Linked DNA regions of Homo sapiens: region 1 is linked to region 2. The links are chromatin loops, found by intact Hi-C in ENCODE. Cell type or tissue: PC-9. All regions are shown on one strand. Each heading gives the region's core, and the rest is flanking DNA. Links, peaks and the distances in the headings are about the cores only. Region 1 overlaps PRKCA (protein kinase C alpha). Region 2 overlaps PRKCA (protein kinase C alpha).

Region 1 (5,378 bases), core at 166-5,165, 250 kb before region 2:
GCCTCCCAGGTTCAAGCGATTCTCCTGTCTCAGCCTCCCAAGTAGCTGGGATTACAAGTGCCTGCCACCACACCTAATTTTTTTTAATTTTTAGTAGAGATGGGGTTTCACCATGTTATTCAGGCTGGTCTCAAACTCCTGACATCAGGTGATCTACTTGCTTCGGCCTCCCAAAGTGCTGGGATTACAGGCATGCGCCACCGCGCCCAGCCTCCTCTGTTTATTAATATATAAAGGTAGGCCAGGCACAGTGGCACACACCTGTAATCTCAGCACTTTGGGAGGCTGAGGCAGTCAGATCACCTGAGATCAGGAGTTTGAGACCAGCCTGGCCAACATGGTGATACCCTGTCTCTATTAAAAATACAAAAATTACCCAGGCATGGTGGCGTGTGCCTGTAATCCCAGCTACTTGAGAGGCTGAGGCAGGAGAATCGCTTGAGTCCAGGAGGTGGAGGTTGCAGTGAGCTGAGATTATGCCACTGCACGCCAGCCTGGGCGACAGAGCGAGCCTCCATCTCAAAAAATAAATAAATAAATAATAGTAGAGCTCTGAGCTTCTACTTAGATGATCTATTTGTCTCCCATCCAAGTACTAACCGGACCCGACCCTGCTTAGCTTTCCATCAGGCATGTTCAGGGTGGTATGGCCATAGACTCTACTGTTCTATTGGAACTATAAAACAATTTCATATTCAACATGTACCTATCAGGACTCATTCCTATTAAGTTCTTCCTCTTGAATCACTCCTTGTGGCCTGAGCAGCTGCAAAGGCAGAGTGGCCATCCACTGAATTAAGCAAGACTTTAGAAGATCAGGGTTTGGGGAAGGGCAGGAGATCCAGAGATCTACTGTAGACATAATAAGCTTGAATTAACCTTTCTCTCAGGGTTTCTCCAATGCAAAGTGACATAAAGCAGAATATTCTTGGCTGCTGACTTTCTGAGGGCCTTGGTGCTGGTGATTTCGGGGAATTCCAAAGGTGATTCTGACTGTAAGATAATTCATCTTTTGGTTGACTATGGAACCTAAACCCTAAGCCACATATATGCCAAAGGCTTGTTATGACTTTTTTTTTTTTAGACAGTCTTGCTCTGTTGCCCAGGCTAGAGTGCAGTGGCACGATCTCTGCTCACTGCAAGCTCTGCCTCCCAGGTTCATGCCATTCTCCTGCCTCAGCCCCCCGAGTAGCTGGGACTACAGGCACCCACTACCACGCCTGGCTAATTTTTGGTATTTTTAGTGGAGACGGGGTTTCACTTTGTTAGCCAGGATGGTCTTGATCTCCTGACCTCGTGATCCACCTGCCTTGGCCTCCCAAAGCATTTGGCCTATGACTACTTTTTAAAGACACAGATTTGAGAATTCTGAAATAGTTCAATCATACAGAGAAGTATAAAGAATAGTAAACCCCTCGTGTCTGCACCACCCAGAACTTATAAAAATGAGCATTTTCCCCTAGTTTTTACTGCCTAATTATCCTCGTTTTACAGAGATGTTAATGACCTTCCCCAAATCACATGGTTGATGAACATCAGACCTCAGATTTTTTTTTATATGAAACAGTTCACATATTTGCACGTGATCCTTGCACAGGAACAACGCTCATCTCTGTTTCACTCCAAGTTTTGTATTTGTGCTGCTTCAGAGAGCACAGACCTACGATGTGACCAACGTTGGATTCCCATCACAAGAGCTTTTGGAGATCTACCCAGAATGAGGATCTGGCTCTCAATATATTTACAACGCATTTTTATATTTGCAACATATATATATATATATACACACACACACACACACATATATATATATATATTTTAGAAACAAGTCCACCACCTATTTTTGTAAATAAAATTTTATTGGAAAACAGACATGCTCCTTTATTTACATATTTTCTTTGGCTATAATGGCAGAGTTGAGTAATTATGACAGAGACTGTGTGGGCCACAAAATCTAAAATATTTACTATTTGGGTCCTTTTAGGAAAAGTTTGCCAAGCCCTGCTTTAGGACAAGGGTTTTCAGAGCATGGTTCCCGCACAGCATCACATCACTTGGAACTTGTTAGAAAGGCATAGTACTTAGTCCTTTCCCAGACCAACCGAGTCAGAAACTCTGGGGGTGGGGCCTCACAGTCTGTGTTTGAGCAGATCCTGCCAGTGATCCTTGTGTTGGCGGACACACTAAAGACTGGAAAACCACTGCTCTAGGAGGTCATTCAACAAATATTTAGTAAGTGTGTCACTGGTGCGAGGTGAGTACCTAGCACCTCTATGTGTAGATGATTAATGATATCCTCGAGGCAGGTCAGTGGTTTACCTCCTAAATGTTTCTCTCAGGGTGTGAGACATCAACATCTTCCTTGACAGGTTATTTCTTCTAGAAAGCAGTAGTTGGGTCCACGGTCTGAAGTATGGCCTTAGACTTCCACCATTAGGGAAGCCCACCACTTTTGCCAGGATCCCAGGACATCAGGAAGAATGTTCAGGGAGTAGGTTGGTGCCAGCACCAATTAAAAATACCTGTGTTGACAGGAAAGGTTGCGTCCTACAGTGCGGAGGGCGCAGAATATGCCAGGGGAAATGAAGGAACCAGTTTTCCCTGCAGAAACGAGGCATCAACAAATGGCACTAAATTAATAAAGAATGGCAGCTCGCACGGAGCCCTCAGGAGTATGTGCATGCCAGGCAGCCCCAGGGTGGTTGTCATACCAGTTGGTTGTCACATAGATCTCCATTGATGTGGCACACAGGCAACTCACTTTTCAGGAAAACCTAAGGCTTACTCACGCAACAGCCATATGGCACCTTCAGGTTCTCACCGTTTGGAGGTGTAGGAAGAGAGGAAACCATCGCTTCCACCTCCTGCCTAAGTCTGGAGAACCAGCAAGTCTTGGAGTTGTCACACCCCAAAATTACATGTGGCCAAAGATCCTGCCTATGAATTACAACGACAGTAATAATAATAGCACCAGCTGTTTGTTGATCAGCAATTGTGCACAGGTGCTTCACAATAACCAGGATCTTTGTTTAGAACAAGAGAGTCTCCTATGAGAAGAGCACTTAGCAGGACTGTGGAGACCTGTGTTCTGACCCCAGTCCCGGCACAAGCTCTTACCTTGGAAAAGTCACGTCATTTATTTATAAAGCAGAAATAAAACCAATCTGCCCGTGTCATGGGCAAGGGGTGACACCCAGCTTAGGGAATATAAGAGAAAGACTTTGCAACCTGAAAATCCTTAGACAAATATAAGCAATTATTATTACATTATCCTTAGGAGCAAACTTCAAGGTGCCCAGGGTTTCCCCAAAATACTTTAGTGACTTGGGCCTGGATGGGGAGGAAACAGGACTCCCTATCCTCTGGGCTAATCACCCTCAGGCTTCATAGGTGGTCAGAGTGAAGGCCAAGCTGGCAGAAGTCAAGGGACTTCCTCCTAGGTCCCGCATTCCCGACTTCTGCACCCCATGCCTGGACTTTCAAGCCAGTCCTCTTGGCAAATGCCCTGAGTGGTGTTTTGTTAAACTGTCTGCTAACCCAAACCACCTCTTGCACTGTCTCAATTATATGGATGATGCCATTTCTTGCACTGCAGCAATGGGATGCAGGAGCATGGAAACTCTTTTCCAGTCTAATTAATCTCACCTAGTCTGACAAAAGAAACCACAGTGTTAGCGACAGAGCTGTGAGTCATGAAGATCTGCAGAGAGCAACTCGTCCTAAAAACTCCCCAGGCTCACTGTGTTTCTATCAATAGCCTCTAAATAGTGATGCATTTTACTTCTGTGGGCCCTGATTTCCTCATCTGGAGCCTAAATGTATTGGGTGGGATCAGCATTTTTAAAACGTCAGGTGGTGCCTAAGGATGCTGAGGATGGAGGCAGGAGAAGGCAGAAGAGGGAGACCACTGCTAAAATTAAAGTTGAAAACAACCGGACTAGATCATCTCTTTAATTCTTTTTTTTTTAAAGCTATTTAATTTGAAATAATTTAAGACTCACAAGAATTTGCAAAAATAGTACAGACTGTTCCTTCATACCCTTCATCCAGCTTCCCCAGTGATAACATCTTACATAACCACGGCACATTTGCAGACCCAGGACAATGCTACAATACCATTAACTAAACTACAGAGTTTAGGGTTTCATCAGATTTTACATGCATAATTCCAATGCAAGAGCATTTACTGTACTACATATGTATTAAATATACTGTTTACTGAATAGGGAATACAGTAGTATTGGCTGGTGAAATACATTAACTCAAGTAGAACAGCACCAAAGGAACATCTTTTACTTCTTCATTAAATATATAACCCGCTGATCTCATGTTAAGGAGTCGTGGGAGGATGAGTCTAAAGATTTATCTGAAAAGCAGAATTAGGACGCTTTTCTCTAAGTAAAGGAAACACACTGCTGTTTCCAAACCTTTCTGACCCGTTTTTCAAAACAAAATCATCTCAAGGCACAGGCAGAATGAGAGCTCAGGCAAAATGTGGCGCCAGCCTGGGCCATGAGGGATTGAAAGGTGGGTAAGGCTTGCGGCTTCCAGGTGATGCCTGTGACCTGGATGGACAGATAAGGTGAACACCACAATACCAGGGCACAAGCTGCCCCCACTGGCCCAAGAGTAGGTCTCCTGATAGCTACCAAATTCATCAAATTCATCAAATTCATCATGGAAATGATCAGAGCAGCCTCAGGATCCTTTCCTACATCTATAAACCTGGACATCTGATCTTTCTCTTCGGTGAGTCCCAGATGGCAGGCACCTTGGTGTCTCTCATCTGTGTCTTCATTTCGGCTGCTGCCTCCACCTGCCAGGACTCCACCTGCTGAAACACCTGAAAAGTCATTATCAAAGTCTCCTTCCTCCTCCAGGAAGTCTCTCCAGATGTCAATACCAGTTACAATTTCTCTCCTTCATCTGACCTTCCAGAGCATTTTATTTCTGTCTTTTGCATGCCACTTAACATATTCTGCCACTTATGATAATTATGATTCTGTCTACCTCCCCTTTAATTTTTCATCATTTATCTCTCACCTCCCACACACAGAGGACTGACATGACAGTCTAACAGGGAGGAAAGAGAGGTCCTAAAGGATGCTGCCGAACTGAGGATTAAGTATTAACTTTATCTCTGAGCTTCCTGGAAACCAAGGTAAAAAGAGGAAAGTGACATTAATAGGTTCCTCTTGAACTGCAAAACTACCTGAATGCAGAAGTCTGTCTTTGTATCCTCTGAAATCATTTTATCTCCTACATGGTAGACCTTCATTAAATGTGTATGAAAGCAACTACTAAATCCTTAACAAAGCACACTTTTATCACTGTGCACCAAAGGGCTGTAGATAAAGTCATCCCACAGATAAGTTACA
Region 2 (5,378 bases), core at 258-5,257:
AGAGCTAGAGACCCCCCAGGAGTCTAGCTGCGGTCAGCCTGAACCCCGCGTGCTGTTCCTCCCCATCCACTACGCTGCAGGAGAGGTCCTCAAGCCTGCCTCTGGGAGGCCCAAGTGAGTCGTGCTCCTCTCTTCCCTCCCCTTCAAGGCCAGCCTTTCTGTATTAAAGTGAAATTTAACGCCACAGATATTTACCCTAAGAACTCTCTTGGTGTGGGCTATTGTGAAGGGTGTTGCAGGAAGATGTAAGGAAAAGGAAAGCCACGTTTATCTCTGGTTAACCTCGTGGCTGCAAGTTGCGTGGGAAGGTGCCGCGCCGTTTTATTAGAAAGGCATATACATGATGCTGTTTCTTAAACAGAATCACGATGTTCCCATCAAGGGTTGAAATGAACCTTTCACCATCAATGTCCACGAATTCACGATTTCCCACAGCTTTTTCTTTTTCCTTCCACATCTCTATGTGTTTCTTTCCCAGTGAGGTCTTCGAATTAAACAAAAAATGAGGTCACCCTTCCCACCGAAGCAACGTACTGGAGTATAAAATGCAAGACACGGCTCTGCGGACCAATGACTTCTGGTACACTGTCTCCAACTCTGTGACCCACACAAGTGCCGTCTCTCCACGACCCTGGGTCTTTGTGTATAGGAAGGTGCAGCTGCCCCACAGTGCAGATGTGCAGACAAACCTCCAGGGCCTGTGAACCCCTAAACTTGCATGCACGTGTTTGGTAAGTACATCATGTATACTTATGGTGTGGAGAGGCCCATACTTTTCCCCAAATTCTCCAAGAGAACTATGGCCAATAAGAGCTAAGTATCGGCTGGGCACAGTGGCTCATGCCTGTAATCCTAAGCACTTTGGGAGGCTAAGGCGGGTGGATCACTTGAGGTCAAGAGTTCGAGACCAGCCTAATCAACATGGTGAAATCCCGTCTCTACTAAAAACACAAAATCAGCCAGATGTGGTGGTGCACACCTGTAATCCCAGCTACTTGGGAAGCTGAAGCAAGAGAATCGCTTGAACCTGGGAGGCGGAGGTTGCAGTGAGCTGAGATGGCGCCATTACACTCCAGTCTGGGCAAGAAGAGCAAAACTCCGTCCCAAAGAAAAAAAAAAAGAGGTAAGTATCGATGGACTCAGATATCTCTATCTTCAAAATTATTTGATTCTACAAAATAATGAAAGCATGTCTATGATTTCACAGAAAGCTAAAGATGTCATCCCTGCCCCTCCCACCCACATATCCTTGTTATGTCATGACACGTCCAGGCTCACGGATCTCTGCTTACTTTGGCCATTCCTGGATCTATCTACGGTTTCCTCCCCCTGCCTCAAGCCCAGACATAGGTTTTCCGCTCTGCTATGTTGAAGCTGAGATAGCTATTTCAAAAAGAGATACTCCACACCAGGAAAGGAAAATGCCAAGGCAGGGAACAAAGGTCTAGACATCTTGAATAGGAACAGTTGGGAATGGACCCGGGGACAGCATAGTTAAGCCTGGGCACTGTGAAAAGAAATGTCCCACTCCAAGGTGAGGTGGGTAGGAATCTGGCAGGTCTAAAGCACAGGCTGGGAGGGCTCCAATCGCCATGTCAAGTGGCCTCCTCCGGCTTCCGGTCCACCTCTGCCCTACCCCTGCGGCTCCTTCTCAACAAGCTGCTCTAACTGCTGCGGGGCACCCCTGGGGAGCAGACAGGAATTCAGTTGGAGCCCCACAGTTTAGAGAGAACCAGGGGACTTTCAGGGACACACAGAGGATGATTACAAACTAAGAAGTAGCAAAGCAAGTGACAGCCCAGCCTACGGCTTCTATTGTTCTCTGCTAAAAGCCACTTGTCCCAAGAACCCCTCCCCTCTCAGCCCTGTAGGAAGGGCAAGATGAAAGGCTCCTTTTACTGAGCCATCAGGAGCCTCCACAAAAGATGCATCACTAATTCCAGAAGACAGGAGCTCTCCCAGGACACCAGATCCTTCTCAACTTTGTCAAGAGTCCCTCAGCTGCCTCTTATACTCACTTCTCTCTCTCCTAGTTTTCCTTTGCACTGGGGATGGCCAGGTGTTAGAGGTGATCTGACCCTGTGACAGAACCTGCTTCACCAGGTCCTGTATCCAGAAATCTCAACTTTTCTGCCCATGCTGCTGCCAAACATATTATTCATAGCTCAAGACAAGCCATCTACCTGCAGCCTAGCATTTCACTCGTTGCAGTTGCCCTCTAGCCCTACCCAGTGAAAAGGAACATTAATCTAGGAATGTTTTCCTGTTGTACTACAAGTTGATGTCAATCATCCACATGGCTCCCAACACTGTTCATTAAGCAGGATGTACCTGCCCATATGCAAATATCAAGCCCCATTAAACATGCAGGAAGTAACCTTTACTCTCTTAGTCAGGCACCTTGTTGCAAGAGAGAAACTCAAACACAAGTCTGAAGACCACTGAGAACCTTTACATTTTCACCAATTCTTCCATGGTAGGGCTGCACAAAGTGCTTATTATCACACCAGTATTTCATAAGATGTGTCATGACGTAGTAAGGCCAAGAGTAAAGATAAGTAGGAGGAAGTAATGAAGGAATGTTCTTGCTTTCAAGCCTTACATTAAAAGAAAAAAAAAAGGCTTTTAGAGGTTAAAAGTTTAATTACTAGTGGAAGAATAACTTGGTATAATGTGTGTAGGGCAACAGGGAGTATCCACCAAAATTTGAATTGTACATTTTTTGAACCAGCAGCCCAGCAATTCAGCATTTAGGAATTTATTTGACTGACTTACTCTCAAGTGTGCAAAGGCACAGGCAGCCATACAGAGCTAATGATCACTGATCACTCACTGTGTCCCAGGCATTATTCTGGGTATCATATGCACTGGCTATTTTATTCTACATACCCATCATATATTATTAATATTCCCATTTTACAGAGGGGAAACCTGCAGACATGAGAGATAAAGCAACTTGCTCAGAGTCGACGAACTGGCAACTGCTGGAGCCAAGATTCAAATCCAGGCAGTCAAAGGATATTCACTGCAGCTTTGTTTTAAAAAGGCAAAACACGGCATGTTTTTTACTTAAATGCCCATCAACTGGGCTCTGCTTAAATAAATTTTGGCACATCCACACAACGAAGCACTACTGAACAATTGCAAAATAAGTTATGTCTCTGTGCTGATGGTGAAAGAGGTCCAAGATCTATACTGTTAATGAAAAAAGCAAGTCTCAGAACTGTAGGATGATATAATGTAGGGCAGAGATACCTCAAAAGCAGTTCTTAAACGACACAACGAGACTTCAAAAGCGGTTACATCTGCAAAATGAACCTATAGCATGGGAAAAGAAACTTAAAAATAACTGTGCCTGGCTGGGCGCGGTGGCTCTCACCTGTAATCCCAGCACTTTGGGAGGCCGAGGTGGGCGGATCGCCTGAGGTCAGGAGTTCAAGACCAGTCTGGCCAACATGGCAAAACCCCATCTCTACTAAAAAACACAAAAAATTAGCTGGGTGTGGTGGTGAGTGCCTGTAATCCCAGCTACTTGGGAGGCTGAGGCAGGAGAATTGCTTGACCCCAGGAGGCAGAAGTTGCAGTGAGCTGAGATCACGCCACGCAGCCTAGGCAACACAGCAAGATGCCGTCTCGGAAAAAAAATAATTGTGCCCTTCCATCTGTTTGAATTTTCTATCAAGTATTATTTTTATTTTGTAGAGGCAGCGTCTATGTTGCCCAGGAAGAGTCTCGCTGTGTTGGCCAGGCTGGCCTAAAACTCCTGGGCTCAAGCAATCCTCTGGCCACGGCCTCTCAAAGTGCTGGGATTCCATGTGTGAGCCACCATACCAGGATCTATTTTTAATTTTTAAAAGAGTTTTTATAAAAAATATTACAAGTTTATCAATGAAACCAGAGACAGAGAGAGGACAGAATCATGGGCTTTGTATTACAAATATTTTGGCTGGAGGAGAAGGGCAATGCCCTATAAAATAACATGACCAAAATCACCCCACATCTATGTGTGGATGATTTAGAACTAATACCAGGCTACTGATTAAATGAGGTTCTTGATTCCCATGAAAATGACAAAAAGTAAACTGTCTTCGAATTCCTTCTATAGCACATACAAAACCATCAGAGCAATTTAAATACTTGATTCAATGCACTCTTTCCTACTCAACTCTAGGTTGATGGGCTGAGAGGAGAGAAAGCAACAAATGCTCCAGTGAGTAAGGTAAGACAAGGGAAGGAAGGAGTTGAGCCCCACACAGTGCCTGCCAGGGACCGTCCTGGTCCATGCCTGCTGTCTGATCACATGATGTACTACACAACCACCCAACCCAGAGGAGCACACCTAATCCTGGGTAAAGCAAAATTGCTACATAATTCAGAAAGATAATACTGCACAAGAAATCAGTTTTAAAAGTCAAAGAAGAGGAAGGCACAGTTCTCAAAACCCCTGCTCAGGCATTTACGGACACATACTAGTAATTAAAACAGTCAGCCAGGTGCAGTGGCTCACACCTGTAATCCCAGCACTTTGGGAGGCTGAGGGGGGCGGATCACGAGGTCAGGAGATTGAGACCATCCTGGCTAACACAGTGAAACCCCGTCTCTACTAAAAATATAAAAAAAATTAGCCAGGTGTGGTGACGGGCACCTGTAGTCCCAGCTACTTGGGAGGCTGAGGCAGGAGAATGGCATAAACACGGGAGGTGGAGCTTGCAGTGAGCCGAGATGGCACCACTACACTCCAGCCTGGGCGACAGAGCGAGACTCCGTCTCAAAAAAAAAAAAGTCATTTAAGGTGTTAGAAGAACCAGAGAAGGGAGTCATTGTCAAATGCAAATATTTAAAGAAACGTACTTGTACAACTTGGAATGGTTCCCTCAAGAAAGAATAAAAATTTAGAAAACATGATATGAAAATATAAGAAAACGTTTTATTCTAAAAATGAGCAAATCTTCAAAAATCAGATAATTTTTATCCACAGCTTTTCATATTTGTAATTCTCTTAGGAAATGTGCGAGAAAATCCCTGGTTTTAATGAGTTTCCAAAGCCCTGTTGCAAGACAAATCACTACTCCATAAAACAGGTTTGCCACTGAAAAAGTGATATAATTGGAGGTTTTATTCCTGATCAAGCCTTCAAAGTCAAGTAAACTATAATCAGGACCAGCAGTACATCAAAAGGTCACACTCCACTATAGCTCTCTGTCATCATTACAGCAGAAAATTATACTCTTGGCCCTAAAGTGCGGGCAGAAGTTTGTTCGTTCATATTTAATACATTTTCACTGAGCATTCCGTGTGTCAAGCATATATATATATTCTACATATATGAAATGTCATAGTGCTAGGTGCCCCATTAAATACACAAATAACTCATAAAA

Evidence for each region. A loop is a pair of places that touch in the nucleus more often than their neighbours do. Peaks named below come from ENCODE experiments on the same cell type or tissue, not always from the same donor. Only the 100,000 strongest peaks of a DNase experiment are listed, where the experiment ranks them.
Region 1: a loop joins it to region 2, with 4 times the contacts of the local background. A loop is called at or near these places in 1 of 110 quality-filtered maps.

What each region holds. Positions count from the first base shown.
Region 1 is chr17:66,634,549-66,639,926 of GRCh38, reverse strand. All of the region lies in intron 3 of PRKCA (protein kinase C alpha), which reads right to left. It also overlaps the pseudogene RNU6-928P and the pseudogene RNA5SP445. Among named protein-coding and RNA genes, the nearest start is that of MIR634, 150 kb to the left of the region's middle. In PC-9, for the core only: no CTCF peak of the experiment used is centred there; DNase peaks (open chromatin) are centred at 2,266 and 3,516; H3K27ac peaks cover 2,425 bases.
Region 2 is chr17:66,384,039-66,389,416 of GRCh38, reverse strand. The region is part of intron 2 of PRKCA (protein kinase C alpha); the gene reads right to left. Among named protein-coding and RNA genes, the nearest start is that of PRKCA-AS1, 30 kb to the left of the region's middle. In PC-9, for the core only: no CTCF peak of the experiment used is centred there; a DNase peak (open chromatin) is centred at 2,386; H3K4me3 peaks cover 950 bases; H3K27ac peaks cover 4,298 bases.